Linked DNA regions of Mus musculus: regions 1, 2 and 3 are each linked to region 4. A link is a loop called in an ENCODE intact Hi-C map of the cell type or tissue named here. Cell type or tissue: heart. All regions are shown on one strand. Each heading gives the region's core, and the rest is flanking DNA. Links, peaks and the distances in the headings are about the cores only.

What was found. A loop is a pair of places that touch in the nucleus more often than their neighbours do. Peaks named below come from ENCODE experiments on the same cell type or tissue, not always from the same donor. Only the 100,000 strongest peaks of a DNase experiment are listed, where the experiment ranks them.
Region 1: a loop joins it to region 4, with 2.4 times the contacts of the local background. A loop is called at or near these places in 6 of 42 quality-filtered maps.
Region 2: a loop joins it to region 4, with 2.5 times the contacts of the local background. A loop is called at or near these places in 2 of 42 quality-filtered maps.
Region 3: a loop joins it to region 4, with 2.7 times the contacts of the local background. A loop is called at or near these places in 6 of 42 quality-filtered maps.

The regions. Positions count from the first base shown.
Region 1 is chr4:11,701,454-11,707,503 of GRCm38, forward strand. Gem (GTP binding protein (gene overexpressed in skeletal muscle)) reads left to right here and starts at 2,994. Exons shown (of 5, transcript NM_010276.4): 1 at 2,994-3,113; 2 at 4,452-4,788. The coding sequence starts at 4,461. In heart, for the core only: a CTCF peak has its summit at 2,880 (motif pointing left); DNase peaks (open chromatin) are centred at 1,948, 2,278, 2,938 and 3,988; H3K4me3 peaks cover 2,243 bases; H3K27ac peaks cover 2,443 bases.
Region 2 is chr4:11,866,651-11,872,700 of GRCm38, forward strand. No RefSeq gene overlaps it. Among named protein-coding and RNA genes, the nearest start is that of Pdp1, 97 kb to the right of the region's middle. In heart, for the core only: no CTCF peak of the experiment used is centred there; a DNase peak (open chromatin) is centred at 3,251; H3K27ac peaks cover 246 bases.
Region 3 is chr4:11,712,819-11,718,868 of GRCm38, forward strand. It overlaps Gem (GTP binding protein (gene overexpressed in skeletal muscle)), which reads left to right. Exons shown (of 5, transcript NM_010276.4): 5 at 658-2,175. The coding sequence ends at 935. Among named protein-coding and RNA genes, the nearest start is that of Gem, 11 kb to the left of the region's middle. In heart, for the core only: no CTCF peak of the experiment used is centred there; a DNase peak (open chromatin) is centred at 3,583.
Region 4 is chr4:11,628,062-11,634,111 of GRCm38, forward strand. No RefSeq gene overlaps it. Among named protein-coding and RNA genes, the nearest start is that of Gm11832, 16 kb to the left of the region's middle. In heart, for the core only: a CTCF peak has its summit at 3,095; no DNase peak of the experiment used is centred there.

The sequences.
Region 1 (6,050 bases), core at 1,851-4,350, 73 kb after region 4:
CTTGTGTAGTTTCCCCTAGGACTGGTCAGGCTTCTGTGGAGCAGAGGTGCATGTGCCCTGCTAGAAATGAAACAGCAGTGTCGGGAGGGTCGAACGAGCATAGCTCTGCTACACAGAGCTGTTATCAGGCCGTTCCCCAGTGTTGCCTCTGTGTAGGCAGGAGATGTTTCGAGGTCCAACAGGGCTGAAGCCTGTGTTCATTGCTTAGAAAGAGGATTTTTGTTGCTGTTCTTGTGTTAGGTCCTGCTGCCTTGCTAGACTCCAGCTGCTCATTTTGCTAGGACCTAAGGGAACGTTCAAACGCTGGCAGAAAGAATATGGAGAAAATATCCACAGAACAAGAACCAGCAAGAGGCTGCCAGTCTCTCCTCCTCAGACCTTGCTACTTGCACAGACGCCGTGACTCTGCCTTTCCTGTGCAGTTTCAGACCCTCAGATGGGTCTAGGAGCTGGCATCCTGGGTAGGCTACTTGGGCCTCTGATAGAATTTGACTCTCAATTGTGCTTTGCAGGTGTGTTTTTTTTTCTCTCTAAATTTTCACTTATCAGTCGGTTGGAACCTGTTTTACATCACTATTTTCTCATTTGTCAGCGTCTGGCTTCTTGTGGGACAATTTAGAAAGGCAGACTCTTTTCTTTAAACATATCATTTTTGTACCTCCTCTTTCCAAAAAAAAAAAAAAAAAAAATGTGAAGGTTGGAATGAGCCCTCCACCCTTTACATTTTTGGGAGTGTTTTACGTATGCCAATGGAAACAGTTCAAGATACTGCCCAGACACACAGTTATAGTATTAATGTGAGGCTCGTGTGTGTGCGTGTGTGTGTGTGTGTTCGTGTGTGTGTGTGTGTGTGTGTGTGTGTGTGTATGTGTGTGTGTGTGTGTGTGTGTGTGTGTGTGTGTGTGTGTGTGTGCTTGCCTGTGTGCTTGCCTCTGCATGATGGTTAGAGGCCAGAAGGGGACTGTTTGGATGTTTTCTGTTGCTTTTCACTTTGTTTTATAAATCAGAGTCTTTCCCTCACCTGTCATTCCCTAGGCTGGCCAGCGCTGGTCTCTGCTCATCTCTGTCCTGCAGTCCAGCACTGCAGCTTCATTCCTGTGGCCGATGCCTGGTTTCTGTGTAAGTGCCAAGGGTCTGAACTCAGGTCCTGTGCTCGCTTAGCAGCACGTTCCCACTGAGCAATCTTCACAGCTCCCCAATGTGAGCTTCTTGCTACTCCTTTTTTATTTTTTTAAATTTATTTTAAATTATGTGCCATTACCCCATCCCCCAATGTGAGATTCTTATCAGTGTGAAGAAGTAGGATTAAGAGATGGTGTGATTTGCTTACAGACACCACAGTGTTTCTGTTGAGAACAGTCGCCAGAGCAATAGACCTGGGAGGAAATGTGGATATCTGCGTGGAAATGCCTCTCCTCAGAGACGTATTCACAGTTGGGTAGTTGTCTCCCTGCCCCTCCTTCCTTCTCCATCATCTCCCTCATTGTTTCCATCTTTCTTCTCCCCCCCCCCCCCAGTCCTTTTTCCTCATTTTCTTTCTACATCCGTGTCCCTTCCCACCGTGTTAACATTGAGGAAAAACGTGGCTGGTGAAGAGCCGTATCCAGAGCTTTATGGTACCCAGAATAGACTTTAGTTTGGCCACCTAAAGTCTTCCTGAGTGGCCAAACTATAGTCTATTCTGGCTCTGGCTCTTATCTTCCTTGTGCATAAATAAATTTGGGGCTCTGCCTTTGAGACTAAGGCACTCTCCATCTTTCTTATTTGGTGGATTCTACCTTTGCCAGCTTGGTCCCTGACAGACCTGAGGTGCAGCTGGTCACTTGGATAATTCCCAAATCGCATAGATGCCTTCGTGACACCGTTGTAACCACAGAGCAGCCCAGCCACTCCAATAGACACTGGTGCTGGCTGCTTCCCGAGGGGCCGCCAGCCAACCCACAGCAGAAGCTGGCTGGAGAAGCAGATGGATGTGTTGGAAAGGCTAGCATGGACTCTAAACACAGCATGTGGGAAATGCCCACGTCCCCGGGAAATACCCATGTCCTGGGGAAGAGGTCACTTAGCAGTGCAGTTTAAAATGTACTTAAGGCAGGTTTCATTGCAGGGCCTCTTGTTCTCAATCCACAACTGTAGTAAGGGCAAGGTTCTCCAGGCCCACCAGAACCACAGGTCTTTGCAAATCTTAGCAAATGATAGAAGCAGTAGGGCTCTCTCAGGGGATTGAGCCTCCTTGTATCTCCCCATGGCTGGGAAGTCCTGGCTCTAGGCCAAAGTTCCAGCCATGCTGAGCAGCTCGGTTCTGAGATGCGCTGATTGGGGTGTGATTAAATTTCTGATGGAGGAGATTCAGCATTGTGGCCAAAACAGGGGGATGGCAGTGTTTAGCACAAGCTGCTTGGAGCCAACCTGCCCCTTTTCAAGATCCCCTACTCTTTCCTCCGACTCTTCTCTTTTGGATCTCTTCCAGAAGAAGGAAACAAAGCAGTATGTCCCAAGTCAGAGATAAGAAGTCAGGAAGCAGGAAGGGCCTGGTTGCTTCTCAGAGCATGCTCTGAAGGTGGTCTGTCCACTCAGGGTGGCTGTAGCCTCATCCTGGAGGCCGGAGTCCCGCTCACTCAGACGGATCTGTTTTCTTGGCAAAGCTGGACTCGCGGCTTGGGCCTGTTTCTTTCCTCATCCTTTATTCAGACAGCTTACAAGTGCTCTGCTGGGAAGGGCGATTAAGTAGCACTAAGTGTATTTTTCCAGTGTCCACCTGATAAAAAGAAAATAAAACAAAATCAACGATTGAACTGTCATTTTTTTTCTCCCTCACTCCCCTCAAGGGGATAGGGGAGTCACATGACTACGAGTAACTGATTTAGCCAAGTGGCTGCAACTCAGTTTGCTGCAGAGCCGCCCCCTCCCGGCGGGAGCGCTGACGTCACGGAAAAGCCCCGTCGCGGGGCTGCCGGGCGCGCTATAAACGGCGGCGGGCAGCGGAGGCTTCAGGAGGCGGCACTGCCAGCGGACATCACACAGCCTCGGACTGCGGAGCCCGCATCGCAGACGTCAGGCGTTGCAGCAGGCGGATCGACGGCAGACGCCCACCCAGCGCCCAGTGCAGCCAAGTAAGGGGCCATGGCTGAGGGGCAGTCCCAGTGGGAGCCTCTGTGGGAAGGGGCGTTCCTGGTCTCCGAACTTTTTAAGTTAGGAAGGCAGCCAGTCCCTAGACTCCCTAGGTCTGTACCGGGGGTTCTGCCGTGGGAGAAAGAAGTTCAGGCGCAAAGGATGCGCTTCTGATGGGGGTTTCTAAATTCAATTTCGGAGGAGTGTCACCTTACAGATTAGGTGGCCAGGCGGCAGACTTCAAGGTCTGCTGTCGCAAGTCTGTCAACCCAGGGACTGTTTTTAAGACTTAAAAAGAAACCGGCTGGTTCTGGATCGTGGCATAGGTGTGATGTATGGAGTAGGGTGTGTGAGCTGAGCGTGATCCTTGCGCTCACGCGGGGAGCTTGCTGAGTTAAAAACCATAGAGCGGTTATCTCGGGCAGTCTTGGCAGAACAGACTGCCTGTCAGGCAAGGCAGTCTTGCAAGGAAAAAGTTGTAGGAAGTTGTTGAGTGGCTTTTCACTGAGTCTCTGATCTTCTAATTTACGTCAGAAAGGTGCAATTTTTAAAATAAATAATTATATACAGTAAAAAAATCATGGAGTGGACGACGTTCCTTAAGAATGAAGCCCTTTTTGTACAAGTGTGATGTGTCTGAATGTGAGCAGGTCCTTCCCCTCTCAGAAGAACCAGCCTCAGGGCTGCTACGCTAAACAGTTTCTGTAGATAAGAGGGTAGAGCTGAGGCATAGCACTCAAACAGAAACTGTCCCACTCCCCAAATAACGGCCTCTTCAGTCAGGCAGCTGGAGGACATCAGGGCAACCTTACTAAACATGGAAGTTCCCCCAAAGTGCCTGTCCAGTCCAGCCAGGGGAGTGATGTCATTGCCGCGTGTTTCCCACTGAGGCTCAAGACTGCAGGATGCGGGGGCAATTAAGAGCCATGTTTAGACAAGAACAGTTAACCTGGCCAGCTGGTGCCCAGCAGCTCTAACTTGTTGCTGATGGTAATGTCATTTCTGGAGGCAATGGGTTCCTTCCAGCTGCCTCTGTGCCAACTCCCGGTGGGATTTCCAAAGCTCCTTTAAGGACAGAGGGAGCTTATGGGCAATGGATGGATGGTGTTACTGCTACTACAAACGACAGCCTGATTGAGAAGCTAGTTACTGAGTGTGTGTGTGTGTGTTGTTGTTGTTGTTGAAAATTTTGCTTTCTAGGCTTAGGGACAGTTTAGTGGTTGATTCTTACATTAAGAATTCATACCCATCAAATGAAGCACCAAAGACAACTGTGTTGAGCGCCCCTGGGCCTGGCTCATTCTTAATCATATTGCCATCTTTACTGCTCTGATTCCTAGGATCCCGCAATGACTCTGAATAATGTCACCATGCGCCAAGGCACTGTGGGCATGCAGCCACAGCAGCGCTGGAGTATCCCTGCTGATGCCAGGCATCTGATGGTCCAGAAGGATCCCCACCCCTGCAACCTCCGAAACCGCCACTCTACTGCTCCGGAAGAGCACTGCCGGCGGAGCTGGTCGTCCGACTCCACAGACTCGGTCATCTCTTCTGAGTCTGGAAACACCTACTACCGAGTAGTGCTTATAGGGGAGCAAGGAGTGGGCAAGTCCACCCTGGCCAACATCTTTGCAGGTGTGCATGACAGCATGGACAGCGACTGTGAGGTCTTGGGAGGTAGGTGGCCCAGCCCCGGTGGGCTTCTGTCTTGTAAGCAGAAAGAGTGAGAGGGAGTGGGTCATTTTTTCTGCAGAATTGGGAGCCAGGCATAATGGTACACACTTGCAATCCCAGCACCAGGAAGGAAGAAGCAGAAGGGCTAGGAACTCAAGGTCATCTTCAGATACAAAAAGAGTTTGAGGCTAACCTGGGCTATGTGATTCTGTCTCAAAAAAAAAAAAAAAAAACAACAAATTGAAACAAAATGTATCTTTAGGATTAGGAGAACCTATACCTTCTCAATACTGAGATGGTGACAGAGGCCTAACTGCTGGCACAAAGCCTCAAGCACAAAAAAAGACAAGACAGGAGGAATACATGTACGCAGGACCAAATCTGTTGACCCAAGTTATCAAGGGGCTTTCTGAAGGTCAGGTCTGAGGGGTCCAAGAAGGCTGACTTGACCCTGGACTGGTTTTGGAGAGTTCACTACTGGAACGTTTTCTGTGACTATGCATAAAACCGAACCGATTTGGAAGGGAAAGAAACCTGCTAGAGTGGATCGATTAGTGTGCTTCCACTAACATTAGAAGCATTTGCAAGTGTAAGTAGGTCAAATGCTGTACTTGAAGTAGCATAATAACTTAAAAAACTGAGCTATGAAGATGGTGATAAATGCCCTGCATAGAGCCTGACAGGTCTCCAGATGATTTTCTGTATATGACCTATTTCCAGGATTTATTTATTTAATTCTTACCTATTTCTAGACCCACTTTGTACAAACATACATACACAACAACAGGTGGTAGCTTTTTAATATTCTGGGGTGGAAATTACAACTGGGTAGCCAGTTGTTGTCATACAATGTCCTTCAGCTAGAGCTCCAACATCAGTATATGTACCTGGAACAGCTGCACCCCCTAATTACAGCTGTAGAAATGGAGGGAGGATTGTTCAGTGTCTGTCCCCACTTTCAGTTAAAATGAGAGGAGTAAGCTCGGGAAAGATGGCTTAGTGGCGTCTCATTTCTCTCTATTCAACGTGTGCAAATCTTACTCCTCACTACAACAGCCCATTTCATGGAAAGGGTTAATTCTCCTCAGCTGTCTTGGTGTTAGGGAGTTAGTGCTTCAAGAGGCAGCTCAGGGACTGCGGGCCATGAATGATGGCTCCCTGATGGCTCCCTGATATAGCATCCATTCCTTTCCCCACTTTCAGAATCTCAGAGTCAAGGAGAAACAGGGCTGGCCTTGTGCAGTTGCTTTGCTCTTTGTATGGGC
Region 2 (6,050 bases), core at 2,074-4,573, 240 kb after region 4:
GGTGCCAGCAAGGACACTGTAACTGCTCCTCCCTAGGCAGGCCAGCATGCTCTTCGGTATGGTATCTGATGGATACCACAGTGAGCCCTGAGCTTCTCTGGGACCAGACATCCACCAGGATCAGCTGACACCACATCCTCTGTGCGTGTGTTTCCCTCATTTTCCTGAGACCACACCTTCATCCTCTCAATCTCTGTTCTAGCCTCTGCTTGGAGGGCCAGATGGAAGGTAGTTTTCCTGCCTCAAGCGGAAAAAAATGCATACACAGCAGAACTTCACAGAGATATTCATAAAACTCAAGAGCCTTCCTTCCAAGTTCCAAAGAGCAAAGCTTTATGTGTGTAACACACAGCCACACTCTTTGCAAAGAGATGCCATTTCACATTTGGAGTTACATTCAACCATTTCCTCTCGACTTCGGCTGCTCTGTTTTTGTCCCAGTCGATGTCAATTTGATTAATGCCCTGTAAGGCCTTAAGTACTTAATACTCAAACTCTTCAAAGAACTGGAAAGTTTTACTCCAAAGTACACCTCATTCTCAAACGAAGTGGCACAGGGCAAGTGTTTTTTGTTTTTTTTAGCTCTAGGAAGATGGTGGGAAGGAGAAGGCTTTCCAACTTACCTCACTCTCCTGCTCTCCTTCAGAGAGTAAATGTACTGTTTTCTAGGCTTGGGGAAAGTGGTACCCAACACCTTAGAAGTTCATAGAATTCTTGGGTACACATTTTGGTGGAATCCACAAATGTATGTTCTCTAGTTTTCAAAAGTTGATTCCCCCCTTCCCAAACTGAGGATTCAACCTAGGGCCTTGAGCTAGCATGCTCTACCACCAAGTGACAGCCTCAGCCTCATTCCTCATCTTCAAACAGCACTTAGATATGCTACCCAGGCTGGGCTTGAACCTTAGATCCTCGTGCCTATTTATGTCGAGACTACCGAGGATCTCCATCCTGCTAGCCAGAAAACTGCCCTCCTCCCTCACTAGGAAACTCACGAGCAGACTCTGCTGAGCTCATGAACTGAGCAGACAGGTCACGAAGAGGAGCTTGACTTTTAGTAACTGTGGTTTCATAAAAAGTAAATTTGTCTTTTTCCCCTAGTTCTTGTCACAGGAGTCTTCAGACCTTTCCAATCTCTCTAGCAGTATTAGTAAAGCCTTTTGTTAAAATATACATGAGAGAAATTTTTGATAAGCTGCATGTTATAAAATGTATGTGAAAGATCCCATCAAGGGACTGAAAATTCAAACAACTGTGAGAAAAATTATCTAATTAGAAGTCCTATCTAATTTTTAAAAAAGATTGTGATCCAAAATATGCAAAGAACTCTCAAAGTAAACAATAAGTAAATAAACAACCCAGTTAAAACAGCAGACAAGTACTTCACCATAGGAGACACAGATGACAAACAAACCCAGGAAAGGTGCCCAACTTTGTGCCATAGGGAAACACAAGGCAAGAGTCGCAGCTGCATCCCTGTTAGAAAGGCTCAAAAGACCAAATAGCACTGGTTTGGAGTTGTAGGAACTCTCGTTCACTATTGATGAGACTGCAAAACCATATGGCTACTTTAGAAAACAGACAAATTCTTCCCAAACCAAACATACTACTATGCATAATACGCACAATCACAGTTCTTAGTATCCCACCAAATAAATGGAAACTCAGTGTCCTGTTGAAAATTCACACACAGGTCTTTATAGAATTAGCTTTATTCCTAACCGCTCAGGCTTAGAAGCAATCAAGACATCCTTCCGAAGGTGAACGGTGTGGAAGTAAAGGTAAGTGGCCAAATGGAAAGGCAAACAGCATCTACTCTGGACTTGGTGAGGCAGAAGAGTCAGGAGCAGCAGCTTGACAGATATTCAAAGGTGGGAAAGGCTGGGCCATCCTCTCGAGCAGGTCCAAAGTGAAGCTGCTGGTGTGGGGAAGCAGCAGCTGGGAAAACTAGAAGTGGGTCTCCCCTGTGACTGGTTAGGGATGCATCTTTATTTTCTTCTGGTTGATCTCAAATTGGAAGAGATAGAAAAGCTGTAATTATTGATCTCGCCTGGGCCATCTGAGGCCAGTTGCAAAAGTTATTGTTTATCTTCCTGGATTGCCACAAGAAAGCAATCCAGCACTCTGACCTATGTCAAGCTGGCTTTCATGGCTGTTTATTCTGATAATAAAGGAGCTGGTTTCCAGGACAGGCTGCTGCAGGTCAAGGACCAAAGCTCTATTTTCATAAAGTGTACAGCTACTGTTTAAATATTCAGTCTCTTGGAGGACAAAGTATGGTAAATTCAGACAATGGAATACTGCTTAGTGTTAAAAAAGAAATGATCTATCAAGAAGACATAGAGGAAAATGAAATGTGTATTGCTGAGTGAAGGAGATGGGACTGCAAAAGCACACGCTCTACTATTTCATCTACATAATAGTCTGCAAACGCAAAACTAGGGAGACAGCAGAAAGTTCACGTGTTCCCAGGGGTGGGAGGCGGGGAGAGGGAAGCAGGGCACAGAGGGTTTTCAGGACAGGGAAACTCTATAATGTTGTAATGATGGATACATGCCATTGGATATTTGTACAGGAAGTACACAACCACAAGTGAACTCTAACTGTGATGGCTACTTTTGCTGTCAACCTGGCCACATCTGGAATTAAATAAAACTCAAGCTGACGGGTTCACCTGTGAAGGATTCTGGAACTTTCCATCAGGAGGCAGCCATTGTTGCAATAGTTGGGCCATAAACTATAAGTCACTCTAATAAATCCCATGCACGCTGGTCCTGTTTCTCTAAAGAACCCTGACTAATCCACTAATGTAGGCTATGGACTTGGTATCATAGTGATGTGGCAACATTGTCCGGTCGGGGGATGGGACTACCGGGGCTGACGGCAGGGATTATGTGGGAAAGCTCTTACTTTCTGTTCATTTTTGCAGTGACCCTAAAACTGCTCTCAAAACAGTCCATTTAAAGAGGAAACTATTTTAGTGCTCGATAGTGATGAAGGTGGCCCAGAGTATTGAATGCACCCAATGTCATGGAATTACAGACCCTAAAGTGGTTAGTTTTTTAAATGTTACATGAATTCTACCTCAGCTTAAAAATTGGGCATGCCCTGAACACAAACAAATACAGTGCGGTCTAATTTAGGCCTTGGCTGGCCGAGACCCAGATGTATCCGGGCCTTCTGGTTCTGAAGCCCTGCCTTGGATAGCGATGGAATTTCCATGTTGACATTTCCCTGGCATAACTGTTTGTCTCTGTCTTCCAGTCCTCTGGGTCAATGTGCTTCAAAAGCAGGACACCACAGGCCCCAGGAAGTTCTACCAGTCAGTGGTGGAGGTGGGGGAGGGGGCAGCCAAGCTGCTACTGTGGGTGAGGACATCTTTCTTACCACTTACACCAGAAACTTGCTGTTCCTCAGACTTTCTCTGTGTCACATCGGCCTGTGACACATGTGCACACAGTTTCACTGAAGGCTCAGGAGAAATGGAATCACCACAGGAAAGGATTCTAGCTTGGGCTTTAGGCCTCACCTGGCTCTGTCCACCCTGGTCAGTTTCCAGGCAGACGTGTCTCTCGAACTCAACCCGCAACCATGCTGCCAGCCTGTGCCTCAGAAGAGAGAACGATTTCAACTTTCTCTATCTCAGAAGTTGGGGAGCATCCCCTGTTCCCACACCTTGTAACCCCTCCCTTTTCTCCTCCACTGGCACAGAGAGACCTAAAAGTCAGAGGTGAGCAAATCTAGGAGAAGCTGATTGTACAAATACATCACTTTCCAGAAGAGGAAAATGTGGAAACAGACCAAACCTCCAAAAAGGATTCAACCTCTCTAACTGACAGAAATTCCAGACACTCTTCCATGGTATGCCCACTAAGATTAGCCAAACCAACAAAGGCTTACTAATGTTAACTCTTAGGAGGATGTGGAACAATTGATGTTCTATAATGGGCATTTCAGAATTATATGAAATAATAAATGATGTGCCCAGCCTAGAGCAGACATTCTTCCTTCTAGGCTCAGCATCTTCTACTTCATTTTCTTCATAAATGAGAGTGGTTTAAAGTGTCGTCACATCGACAGCAACATTGCAAGCCCTGCCTGTCCCCAGCTTCGTGTAACCTCTTTGCCAAAGTCACGGCTTTTTTGGAAGGAGTGGATCTGTGTCAGCCCTTGCAGACCCTGGGCCTAAGGAGCCTTGTTCTGCCTGGTGGCTCCTGGTGCTCCTTCTCTGCTCTCATAACCAAGAAAGTCAAGAGACTCCCTACCCCTCAGGCAGAGCTGCCTTCAGGCACTCTGCGACATTAGGCTTTGCTAGCACCTGGTATCTGTGAGGCACAGCAGGGTCAGTGTTAGGAACCAGAACACTCAGTGATGTTCCTTCATAAAAGAGTCACGAGTGTGAGAGACAGACAGCAACCCACACTCTTATACTATACTTCTGATGTGTGCACCCAAGGCTGATAAGACCATTCTCTCCAGGGTCCTAGAAAGACTAGAGAAGCCCTGCCCACCACAGAGGGAAAATAAATACAGAAGCAGAGATACTGGTGATAAAGAGGATGCTGCTGCTGGCATATGCTGATGCACCAGGTGTCATGAACTGGGGTGCCACTCACAGAATGCCAAGAGATCAGGTTGTTCTGTGTTTGCGCCCAGTTATAGAGTAGTCATAGACAGTAAAGCTCAGAGGGAATCCTTCAAATCTATTGTAGCTCCAGTTGGAAATTTCTATGAACAATGCAATGCATAATGTAGCTTTAGGGCTACAGAATCAGCACATTTTAGGTGGACGGACTTGAACTGACATTTTAGTGAAGTTCTCAGGAGGCAAATGTCTCCTACCATAAGGGGAGTCAGGGGAATCACTGTGAAGACCACTTGTGATAACCTAGGTGGCAGTGGATACATGTCAGTCATACTGTGTCTTCTTTTTAGGGTCTCTTTACTGCTGAGCAGTTAGCCCCAGCACCAAAGGGACCCATAATTGTTCCTGTCACAACATAAGTTCCTTGTGTCAAAAATTCCTTTTAAAAAATATTTGCTTTGGAGAATATCGTTGAGAATTCCTTCAAGGAACATATGTCATTACTAAAAGGGCTGTCATTACTATTTGCTTTGATTATGATTTTGTGGAACATATTACTTTGAAGGTATCTGAGCGTAGTTTAGTCTGTTACACACCATGAGCCACTCTGGTGACATGTTCTCTTAAGATATGTATTATAGTTGGAAAGGAGGAAGAGGAGAAGCAGGTGTGGGAAACTGCAGTCTCCCTGCCATTGCTCTACCCCAAACACGCCACTCTCCTGGACATGGCCACATGGGCCTTGAGAGTTTCTATTCTTACCTGAGCTCCTTCCATGGTCACTGTGTCTTCTCCTTCCCCCATGTCCCTATCCCAGCTCTCCACTATTGTCTCAAAAGGTAATGATGCAGAGGAGAGGCCCCAGTGGGGTTTTACACATTGGCCCAGATCTCTTGCTCCCCACAGTTTGGGGTTGTTCCCTGGTTACCAGAGGAGTCTGGCCCAGGCTCTGAGAAAGTTTGACAGCAAACACTTAGAAACACCAGATGCACTCCAATGTTTAGGCAAGCCTGGCAGAAGATTCCCAGTGTCGGGAAGCAGTCCTAGCAAGAACCCACTCCAAATCCTCCCATCTCGGGCTGTGCTTCCCCTTGTTGTCTTCCCACAGTCATGTCATTGCTTACAGATGGGAAACAAGCGTGTGCTCTGTGTGCTCTGCCAAGCTCTCCCCTGTGCACCTCTGATTCTGTGTCAAGCACTGTGCCTTTCAGAGTGGTCTCTCTACATCTTATAAAACTCAGACATAAACACGGGGTCTTGCTCTCAGAAAGGAGGAAGGGGGCAAGGAGAGATCCAGTTTTCCTTTTTATGATTATAGAAAATTCTAGTTCACTGGAGTTTGTGAAAACTCATTGATTCATATACGGAAGTTGGAGTTAGTGAGGTCAGAGCAGGATCCAAGAATGTGCCTCAAGTTCCCAGGCTCAGAAGCCTCTGGAAGAACTACTTAGAAAAGGGTGGTTCT
Region 3 (6,050 bases), core at 2,396-4,895, 85 kb after region 4:
GGCATTTTCAGTCCCTGCTCAGTCAAGACAATTCTCCCAACTGGTGGGAACATTTTACTAGGACACAAACACTATTCCGTGTTCACATCTTCTCAAACTGAAATGTGGATGCGTGGCCGTTAAACACAGTGGAGTATTTAAAACTGAGAGCTTTAGAAAAGCTTGGCTAGTTTGATGGACTGAGTTTCCTGTCCCTGTTGGTTACAAGCTCTTTCATGTTTTTTTTTTTTTTTTTAAAACCACATTCAGTTTCTTTGTCTATCTGATAAGAGTAATGGTATGTTTTCAAGATTGTTCTGAGCAGTGAAAAGTGTTTGGAAAGAGATTAGCCTGGCTGTTGAATGTAGCAAAGCTGTAGTAAGTGAAGGCTATGACTTTTGCTGTTCTAATTCATATCATAGACCTAATGGAATTGGACTTCCATATAGTGAGTTTGTGGTGAGCCAGATCTAGCTGGCTTCCTGGGATCCTCTTATGGGCTATTTCCACTCTGACCCTGGGAGGATGCATGCTGTAGTGTGTTCTTCTGCCTATAACGTAGCCTACTGCCCTGTGCTACCCCAGGGCAGTTTTAAAGAGGTGTTCTCCAGCTTGGCCACATTGTACAGGATCATACTCTATGAGCCCTCTGACTTGCTTCTCCCCTTTCCTCTCTAGAAGGGAGAGCTTGTGCTGTGGTGTTCGACTGCAAATTCATCGAGACCTCTGCGGCTGTGCAGCACAACGTGAAGGAACTGTTTGAGGGCATTGTGCGACAGGTGCGCCTGCGCAGGGACAGCAAGGAGAAGAATGAGAGGAGGCTGGCCTACCAGAAGAGGCGGGAGAGCATTCCCAGGAAAGCCAGGCGCTTCTGGGGCAAAATTGTGGCCAAAAACAACAAGAACATGGCTTTCAAGCTCAAGTCAAAATCCTGCCATGACCTGTCTGTGCTCTAGGCACCCAGTGTCACCCAGATGTCCCCTTGGTGGACATCGTTGAAGGCTATTGGGACCAGTGATCTATATTAGATTGGATACATAAGCATTGTTAGACGCAACTTCCCCTATGGCAGATGGAAACCAACAGGTTAGCCTTGTGGGCAACCAAGTGCACGGGCAATGAATGAGCTCTGTCAAGAGTCAGTATTTATTCATAGGAAAAGCTTGACCTGCTACGTGGATGTCTCAGACTCATTTAAGACACGCTTCGGGTTCACATGAGTTTCTCTCTCCTTTGGACAGCAGAATATTTTTTTCCTCAGTGTTGTTCCATGTGATTTCGAGGTCCTTGGGTCATATAGAAATGTAGGGAAATGGTGGTAGTTTATTGGAAGGAGAAGGGCTCACTGCATACTTATATCCCTGAAACGACATCTTTAGAGCTGGCCTCATCACAGTTGTGACTATTTCTGCTCCAGTGAAGAGAATTGTTAGAATTTGCTGGAAACTGAGGCTTACTAACAGTTTTTGTTTAAAGACCACAGAGATTTGTAGACTTAGGAGCTGATATGTGTACTACTTATAGGTTCAAAAAATTGTTTACTTATGTGTCGTAGAAGTGTTTATTTTGAGGAAACTATTTTTTTTTTTGCCAAATTCTACTTAGTCAAATCATCTTCTATGTCTTGCTGTTTTTTAAATCATTAAGCTATCATAAAATATTTTTTAAAAAAATCTCAACTATATTGATAACCTGCAGTGCAAAATTTTAAATATAGTCCTGTTTTTCCCCCAAAACATAAACATGCCCCATCCTTTGGGTTGCTTCTTGTATGCCACAGCTGAATTATATTTATTATTTTGCAAATAACCATTTTAATATTTGATAAAGCATATTTATGAGCATATTTCTTACTGAGAAAATGTCTGTTTTATTACCTTTTTATATTTTTCAAAGTATTCAAGTTTTTACCTATATGTCTTATAATAAAATAAATAAAATCTTTGAAAAGGAAAGCATTCTGCTATCCTCCATGCATAAGACAAGTATGAGTCTTTTCCTCTGGTGTTTAGAACAAGCTGTGTTTCCAAGGGACAGACAGTTTCCCCTGCCATTAGCTAAGTCCTTAGCTATTTTTTTTTTTTTTAAGAATCCCCAAGTTCTCTCCTTTGGAATCATGGTTCATAGAAAAGAAGAGTTATTTCTGGCTGATTGAATTGGGAAGGATTTGGGGTCAAATAAAGCTGAGCTAGAATCAAAGCCGATTGTCCTTCTACTTTGGTCTGGCAAATTCCTGACTGGACAGATGGACCTCGTTTTGTCCCTTGAAGGCTCATGGTCTTAGGCTTCACTAAAGCATTAGGGGGGATTTAAAAATGTGTGTGTGTGTGTGTGTGTGTGTGTGTGTGTGTGCTTGCGCAGTGGTGATTAGTGATTTTCAGCCTAAGATCTAGCCAAGCAAAGCTTAAACCAAATTGCCCTCTCAGCCACTAATATGGCTTGGCGTGGCTCTCAGGGCAGTTTTGCAAGGGCAGTATGTTACCCTTGTTGGAACAGAAGGCTCTGGTGGTCTTCTTTTGCTCTCTTCTGGCTCCCCCTACACACTTCTTCTCTTCCAACCCACTGTCTTTCTGAGGTTGTAGATACCCTGATGGTGATACTCGGGAAGTCTTCCGAACCGTCTCAAGCTCCTGTAGTTTTCATAGGCAGCCACCATGCTTTGTTTGGCTCCTTTTTTCCAAGTTGAGGGCAAAGGTTCCCTTCTGTGCGCTTTATGCCTTTGGATTGCTCCTGGGAATTGCACAGGGAGCGGAGCTAACAGGAAAGAGTCAGGCTGCACAGGCCTGGGATGGACTTTGGCTCTGCCTTCTCTTAAGCCAGAGTGTATCTCTGGATTGACATTCATTTCTAGCTTTCTCATCTGTGAAATGGGCTTGCTCACCATCCTTCTGAAGTGGTTGTGAGAGTGACATCTGTTTGTGTTGTGCAATGGGGGTTGTGGGGGGTGGGTGGGGAGGGCTTGGGAAATGTAAACTTCCATTGCTTGGTCCTGTATATCCTTCCTTCTGGGAAGCTTAGAACTGGCTTTATGAGTCTGTTTTTCTAAGTTCAAATGGAAACCCCTTCAAATCAGAGACTACTATGCCTTTTTCCCTCAACACCCCTACTTTTCACTGAAGCACCTTATACTGGTTTGAACTTTCATGGTGTTTCCTTGTGAATTTCACAGACCTTTTGTGACTCAGTGAGGGAGACAGAATTCTTTACTTCACACGCACACACATACAACACACATTGTCTGGTATACATACTGTGAACACATAAAACTATACAAATTACAAACAGCACACACAGATGACACATATACATTTTGCTATTAATTTTCCCTGTTTTAAAACTCAACTTCCCTTTAAATTCTTTCAGACAAGTCCCTCCTCCCCTCAATGGCTAACAGAAGACAGACTTCCTAGCGCAGAGATTTGGCCAGCGTTGTTGCCAGGGCTCACAGCTTGGCCCAAGTTGTAGATCATGGGGCTACACTGCAATCCAGAGAGCTTTTGCTTAAGAGTTATAGCTCTAGAGTCAGACAGACCTGAATTTTGGCACAGTAGATACCACTGAGAGTGACACTGTTCTCTTCCAGCCTCATCTTCTCATCTCTAATGTCAAAAGAACTAAGTGCCTGTGGGACTGGATGAGACCCATGGAACCACCTGGGAGAACTGTGACCCTTCCCCTCTGCTGCAGTACAGGCCCCTCCTCTCACACAAGCTTATCACACACCAGGCACTGCTTGCTGCTGGGAACGCAGTGATGACTAAGACATTGTGCTTATCCTTGGAAACCTCATGAGCAGTAAATCTGACTGTCCCCAATGAACAAAGACAGCATCGTTGGAAAGAGGAAAAAACCACAAAAAACCTCATTTAGCCATATTTAAGGAACAAAGGATGGGTCAGAACAGCTTGCCTTCAAGAAGCTTATGGTATAGTCCATAATGGTGGGGAGTAGGCAGGATGGTGACTGAAGACAAGAACCTGAAGTGTGCTGTGAAAGACAGTAACTGCTGTGTGAAAAGTGAGGGAGGGAGAGGAGAGGGAGACAGAGACACGGACATACAGAGACAGAGACATACAGATACACAGAGACACAGACATACAGATACACAGAGAGAGACATAGACATACAGATACAGAGAGACACAGACATACAGATACACCGAGACAGAGACATAGACATACAGATACACAGAGATACAGATACACAGAGACACAGACATACAGATATACAGAGACAAAGACATACAGATACACAGAGAGAGATAGACACAGACATGGTGTATGAGAGTGATCTTGGTACAAAGGAGACTCACAGACAAGGTTACCGTGTAGAGGTTGGGACAATAAAGTTACATTTAGAAGACTTCTTGGAGCCACCAAAGCTGGAAGAGCTATGGAAGGGTTTTCTCCAAAGACTTCATAGGATCTGTGTCTCAAATGACAGTGATCCAAGTTCTAGCACCTAGAACTTCAATAGCATTGATTCCTGTTGTCTTAGCCACTAAGCTAATCTCAGCAGTGCTAGAAAACTAACACCATGGGTCATTTAGTTGACTGAGCCCCACTCCATTCATCTGGAAGATGCCTCTCAACTCCCAAGAATGTCATGCGACCTGAATGTCTTGTTTACTTATTAATTTGTCTTTCAAGAGGTGGATGCTAAGTTTCAAACCTAGGGCAAGTGGTCTAGGTGCCAGTTTAACATATCTAAGTAGACCTGGCCTCCTGGTTTTCCTAGCATCCCTCAGTCCCTACTTGTTACAGAGTATGGCTGACATACCACTTTACTCTGAACTCTCCAGCCCGGGGGCTGTGCTGCTCATTCTCCAGAGGCTCTTCTGTATGTAATGCAGACATCTTGGGTACCTGCCTCTGTTGTACCTTTGGCCTCCTGGTTGCTGTACCCGGTTCCCTCTCTACTTTCCCACACCTTCTCTCCCCACATGGCCCAGCTCAGTCTGGTTATGTCCACTCTAGACTTCCCCAGATACCCCTGTCTTTGCCTTTGGCTATGCTTTCCCTTTTATCTACAATAAACTTTCTCCTCCACCATACTTAGGAGCAGTCATGTCCTTTACTTTCTCCTCCCTTCCTTCCTTCCTTCCTTCCTTCCTTCCTTCCTTCCTTCCTTTCCTTCCCTTCCCCTTCCTTCCTTTCCTTCCCTTCCCCTTCCTTCCTTCCTTCCTTCCTTCCTTCCTTCCTTCCTTCCTTCCTTCCTTCCTTCCTTTCCTTTCTTTCCTTCCTTTCCTTCCTTTCCTTCCTTTCCTTCCTTTCCTTCCTTTCCTTCCTTTCCTTCCTTTCCTTCCTTTCCTTCCTTTCCTTCCTTTCCTTCCTTTCCTTCCTTTCCTTCCTTTCCTTCCTTTTCTTCCTTTCCTTCCTTTCCTTCCTTTCCTTCCTTTCCTTCCTTTCCTTCCTTTCCTTCCTTTCCTTCCTTCCTTCCTCCCTCCCTCCCTCCCTCCCTTCCTTTCCTTCCCTTCCCTTCCCCTTCCTTCCTTCCTTCCTTCCTTCCTTCCTTCCTTCCTTCCTTCCTTCCTTCCTTCCTTCCTTTCTCCCTCCCTCCCTCCCCCTCCCTCCTCTCTCTCTCTCTCTCTCTCTCTCTCTCTCTCTCTCTCTCTCTCTCTCTTTCTTTCTTTCTTTCTTTCTTTCTTTCTTTCTTTCTTTCTTTCTTTCTTTCCTCATTCAGTGGGAGGGACTTAAGTGAACAGATAAGCTAGGGAGAAGTTGCAAGGTTATGTTGAGTTTCAAACTGGGAAGTGTTGACTTGGTTCAGGAAGCAATTTAAATGACTAATATTCCCAAACACGGTGTGCCCCTGTTGCTACTTCAGGGCACCTCAGGGATTGAGGAAGCTGGCTGGAACCAGAAGGAGAGATCCTCCTCAGGTGAGCAACAGCTTTGAACTGAGTGCTGAGTGAGGTGATTTCTGCAGAGTCCTTCAAGTGCTGATGAGGTTCTCTTAGGATGTGTATGCATGTTAGAGAGCACACTTAGAGTTCATATGCATAGCGGCATAGATTTATTTACATGTGGTATGCATGTTAGAGAGCACACTTAGAGTTCATATGCATAGCG
Region 4 (6,050 bases), core at 2,000-4,499:
GACTAATGAATTAACTATATAAAATATTGTTAATTTATTATCTGTAACTTTAATTATCTGCATATCCTGGCCAGAACTATTTGTATATACAATGCTGTTTTATGGTGGATGGCCTGCAGGGGGCAGCAACAGCTCACAGTTGTCTCATCAGCCTTCGCATACTGTCTTCCTGTTTCCCTTATGATAGCTATAAAAGCTATAACCCATTTCAGTTATCCATGTGCCCCACGGTGTGATTTTCTCTAACATTTTATATTGTCCGGGTTTTATATTCCTTGTGTGGGTGAAGGGCCATGAGCAGTAAATTATTTAATTAAACAGAAAGTGTACCGAGCCACAGCTGACCAACTCAGCTACAATCTGGGCCCAGATCCAGTGCTTTGAGTCAGTCTACCCCAACATCTACACCATCTGCGAGCCGCCGGAGCACGTGAAAGGGCCGGTCCTGCAGAACCAGAGCTGCAGGATCACCATGACTCTGGCAGGTTCTCCAATAGGGGCCAGCAATGGTCCAGTATGTCTGGTGCTTCAGAAACCAGAAACCGTGAACCAAAGACTCATTGCAATGAATATTTGCAAGTACAGCCATCTTGGCTAGTGTGTGTGTGTGTGTGTGTGTGTGTGTGTGTGTGTGTGTGTGTGTGTGTGTGTATTATGACACCCACAGTTTCCAGTGTCACAATGAACAAATATTCCATACAGAGATAGAAAAGAGAGCAACGGAGCAGTGAGCAAATGGTGGAGAGGGTGCAGAACTAGAAATGTTATGGTGGTAATAGAAGTGAGAGAGGCCTGCGGTGGACGGTGGGGGTGGGGGCGGGGCGGGGGGGGGAGACACATGTAGTTGCCAAGTAGGGACGATAGGGGATAGGGCGGTGTGTAGCAGCCTGGAGCTTGCACTCCAATTTAGCCCCTCCCCCTGCCCCCTCCACAGGCTCCCCAGCTGCACAGTTGCCATGGTTCTGAGCAACAGCAGGGTGTCCAAGAGGAAGAACAGATCAATTTTTGGAATGAACCTGCTTGAAAGACCTCTCTTGAAAGACCTCTATGGTCTGTGCTGTCCCCCAAGGCCACTTTGGTATTCACGGTCCACTGCTTCAGACTGTGTTGAAGCCCGAGGTTCATGTGGATGTCTGTGATCTTACAGCAGCTGGGAGCCATGTTGATGTCCCTGGCCCAAGGTACCATTGAATGCCGCACAGATGTACTGGGTCTGAGCTGCCTCCTGAGGCCACGCTGATGTCTGTCTGGGTCCCTGTTCCTGCTTCAGCCAGGGTCTGTGTTGGTGCCTATGGCTAGTGTTACCACCAAAGGTCATGTGGATGTCCATAGTCTGTGCTGCAACCTGAAGCCATGTTGATGATGTCTGTGATGGTTTGTATATGCTTGGCTCAGGGAGTGGCACTATTAGGAGGTGTGGCCTTGTTGGAGAAGGTGTGTCACTGTGGGCTTTCAGACCCTTGTATCTTCTTGTATACCAGTCTTCTCCTGTCTGCCTTTGGATGCAACTGTAGAACTCTCAGCAATAAACTCTTCCACATTCCTACTAAGATGGCCCACTAAGCCCCACTTAAAGCATCCCACTGCTTTTCAAAATCCACATTTTTCTGAGTAAAGTATGGTCAGGCTTATCACAGAAATACCCCACTCCTGGTACCAACTTATGTCTTAGCGTTTTACTGCTGTAAACAGACACCATGACCAAGGCAACTCTTATAAGAACAACATTTAACTGGGGCTGGCTTACAGGTTCAGAGATTCAGTCCATTATCATCAACGTGGGAGCATTGCAGTGCCCAGGCAGGCATGGCACAGCAGGATCTGAGAGTTCTACCATCTCTATCCAAAGGCAGACAGGAGAAGACTGACTTCCAGGCTACCTTGAGGGTCTTAAAGCTCATACCCACAGTGACACACCTACTCCAACAAGGTCACACCCACTCTAACAAGGCTAAAACTACTCCAACAAGCCCATACCTCCTAATAGTGTCACTCCCTGGGCCAAGCATATACAAACCATCACAATGTCTCTGAGCCCTGCTGCCACTGAGAGCCATATTTATTCGAGTGACCTGCGCTGCCACCTGAGGCTATGGTGATGTCCTGGTCTGTGCTGCCATCGATGACCATGTCTGGGTCTGCCTTCCTACTGCAGCAGAAGGCAGTACTGATGTCTATGGTCTGTATTGCCACTGGAGAAGATGCTGAAGTCCATCATGTGCTAATGCCAGAGACCATGTGGATGTCTTGTGGTCCATGCTGTATCCAGAAACCATGTCTGAGTCTATGATCTGGGCTCCTGCTGATTGTGAAGGGCAAGAAAGCTATGGCTGCCATGGTATTGATGATGGCAGACTCACAGTTGAGAAAGAGTGACATAGAAGGCTTCTGTGACAACCTTTACCCACCCCCCCATCCCCAAGTAGTAAAAACCTAGAGAGAAATCTACCAAAGAGAACTCCTAAAATTGTGATAAGGATACTGAAGTGAAGCTCTCCACAGCTGATGCCTTCTGGGGGGGTGGGGGGGATGAGGGCAGGGAAGGACTCAGTTTTATTAAGGAACTGGCCACTAGAAGTTTGATCATGCTCTAGTGAGTATATGGGCAACACAAATTGACTTGGTTTCCCCCTCTTCTTGTAGGGAGTTAGGGGGAGGTCACAAGGGTGGGTGGGAGGTGGACCTGGGAAGACTGGGAAGAGAGTGTGCTTGGAATTCATGATATGAAATTTCCAAATAATCAATACAAAATATTGTGAAAAAAAATGAGCAACCCTTATAAAACATGATATAAATAATATTGAAACAGTAACACCTAATCACCAACTGATTTTCTTGTAAGAGCAACATACTTTTAACAAGCGTTTATAATAATGAATGGTTTGCTATTTGATTGTGATAGTTTCAGGAGAGTTCTAGTAAGACTTTTTTTTCTTAAAAATTATTAAAGGATTTCCAGCTGTCAGATAACATAGAAAACAAAACAGACGATGTTTATTCCATAAGTAGTAAAAAAACGAAACGCATGTTTTATTTACATTACTTATGCTTGAAGACATGCCCCGAGACTCCTCTAACAGAGGCCGTGTCTGCTGCTGTCCCCCTCAGGCAGCAGCAGGAACTGCCTCATGGCTGCATTGTTGAGGGCATCTAGATGTGGAGGGTTCATATGGTCAGGCAATGAAGTCTTCACCTAGTTATTATTTTCTGTCTTCCTGAATGAGTCTTGTAGGTTGGTCTACATGGAGTCAGGTTCTGATTCCAGAGGAGAGCTCACTGTGTAAGTCAACCACACACGGCTCTGCTGTCAAGAGAAACATGATCGGTGGCCCAGGACATGTTGAGCCTTTAAACAGTACAGTGGATAATGCTGCAGGGACTGCATAGATTAGATGGATAAATGGAAAAATTAAACAAATAGTAAATCATAAGAGATCTCCCAGTCTTACTACCCATTCACTATTTGTCCTATAATGCTGGGGGTATTCTAGATTTGTTGGTGTTGTGAAGTAGCTAGATTAAAAGGTGCTTACTTTAATTTCTTCATGTTCTGTTTTCTGTAATTTTGATGTGAGGAATGAGTTAGGAATCACTGTTTTAAGAACGATCACCCAGTCATATCAACACTTACAGAATCTATTCTTACCCACTGCTGGACAATGGCGACAAGTAGTAACAATTATCTCTACAGTTTTCTCTTTTTTATTCTTCTCTCATATTTTACATCCCAACTGCAGTTTCCCCTCCTTTCCCTACCCTCAGCCTCTCCCCCTGCTGCCCCTTTCCCCCAGATATCACCTCTCAGAAAAGAGCAGGCCTTCCAGCGGACATCAACCAAACATGGCATAACAAGCTGCAGGAAGATCAGGCACACACCATCACAATCAAGGCTGGAAAAGGCGCTTTTAAAAATTACTATTGATTTGTCTGTTCTTAAGGAGTGTTTAAATTATTCCAATTTTATTCATATATTGATTTTATGTATATGAGTGTTTTGTGAATGTATGTAAGGCCCCCGAAGGCCAGAAGACATTGTCTGATCCCTTCGCTTGTGTGTGTGTGTGTGTGTGTGTGTGGTTTTCAAGACAGGGTTTCTCTGTGTAGCCCTGGCTGTCCTATAACCTGAACTCACTACTCACTCTGTAGACCAGGCTGGCCTCGAACCTGGAGATCCCACCTGTCTCTGCCTCCCAAGTGCTGGGCTTAAAGACACCTGGCTTTTTTTTTTTTTAATTCTTTTAAACTGTTTGGCAAAAAGCTTTTTGCTTATTTTTTATTGATTAATTGTGAATTTTACATCATGTGCCCCAATTATACTCATTTCCCCCTATTCCTTCTGCCTTCTGCCCTTGCATCCCCCCAAAGAAAACAAAAAATAAAAATAAAAACAACAAAAAAGGAGAAACATACCATTGGGGGGAAAAACTAAAAAAGTCCCAACCAACCAACCAACCAACCAACCAACCAACCAACCAACCAAAAAAAAAAAAAAAAAAAAAAAACCCACAAAAAACATTTTGCTGTAGTGTGTTGCAGATATGCACTGTTTTTCCTGCACGTATGTCTGTCCTATACATTTCAGTTGGTATCTCTTTACATTGGCCTTAGTCTTGACTTGAGCCTTTTGCTGTGGAATGGAGGCCCATGTCCACAGCTTGACATGGCCTTCCTTAGTGTGTATTTTTGTTGAGCTTTAGTTCGCTATACATTCTTGACACTAAACTCTCATCAGATTATACGATTTCCAAGTTTCCTTCCATTCTGTGGATTGCCCTTTTACTCTGGTGAAATTGCCTTTCTACACACAAATTTTAGACCTTTTCATGGAGTCTGATTTGTCGATTTATTTCCTTTGGTGAATAGGCCTGTTAACTGGACATACCCAAAAGATACCACTCACAACTCAAAACCTCTCTGCTTTAAGTGCTGATGAGGTAATTTTGTGTTCTCAGATTTGCTGTACAAGTTAGGTGATGTTATATTTTACCTCCAGTGAATAAAAAGTGAAATTCTAGCTGATATTTAGGGTGTCCTGTGTAACACAGATAATATCCATAGAAACCTAGGAACACAAGCAAGTCCTGGCTAGCTTTTGCCAAACAATTTGAAATTCAAATTTAGATAAGGGTGGGGTCCTCTGCAGGGCTCAAAACTATATTTATCTCCCCTGAGTGTTGTTGAGTGTTCTGAAGATCTGATTGGCTCTGGCCCACGACCTCTCAGAAAGGCTTTCCAGGTCTCCCTTGGAAGCAATCCCTAAGCCAAGGATCCAACACTCTCCTTTCTGCAGCACTGTGGTCACATGCTCCTCCTAGGGCGCTGACTCAAGCTGCCCGGTTGTCAGCCACCCCATGGCCACTGACCATAAAGATCTTTTTATTGGAGCCCCACAGAGGCAGAGCTCATCAACTGGTGCCTGTGTGGAGAACTTTAAGGACTCCTAAGCTGGGGAATATCTATAAATAGGAGTAAATTGTGTTCAAATTGCAGCTGACAAAAGCAGGCCTGCTCATTCTTCTATCAAGGCTCTGTAAAGCATGCACCATTAGTGATGGCGACTAGCAACCCTCTGTTGCCTAGCAACCCTCTGTTGCTCCTGCCTACACTTCTTGGCTGTATGTATTTGTTCACACATCCTCCTTTATCAACAACATCATCATTAGACTGCCGTCTGTTTCCCTATATGTCACAATGGCACACTGGCCATTCTGAGTTAAAGGCACATGAGAAACAGGTGTGACGACGTCACTTTAACCTTTGCTCTGGATCTTAAAAGTGTTGTTAAAACTCCCTTGTGAAAGACTTCCTCCTGATGGCAGAAGGAAGAGTGTTGTCCTCTGTGGGAGGAGGAGTGGACAGGGTGGTGTAGTAGACCTGGGTCACCTGGAACTTGGTCTGTACAGTAGACTGACTTCATCCTCACAAGGGCTGGGATTACAGGTGTGGGACACTTTGCCTGGGACAGAACACATCACTCTTGTCAGCAAGGACAGAACGTGAAGACATGTAACATGTGCAAACAGACCTCACTAACTCACCTCTGTTTCTAC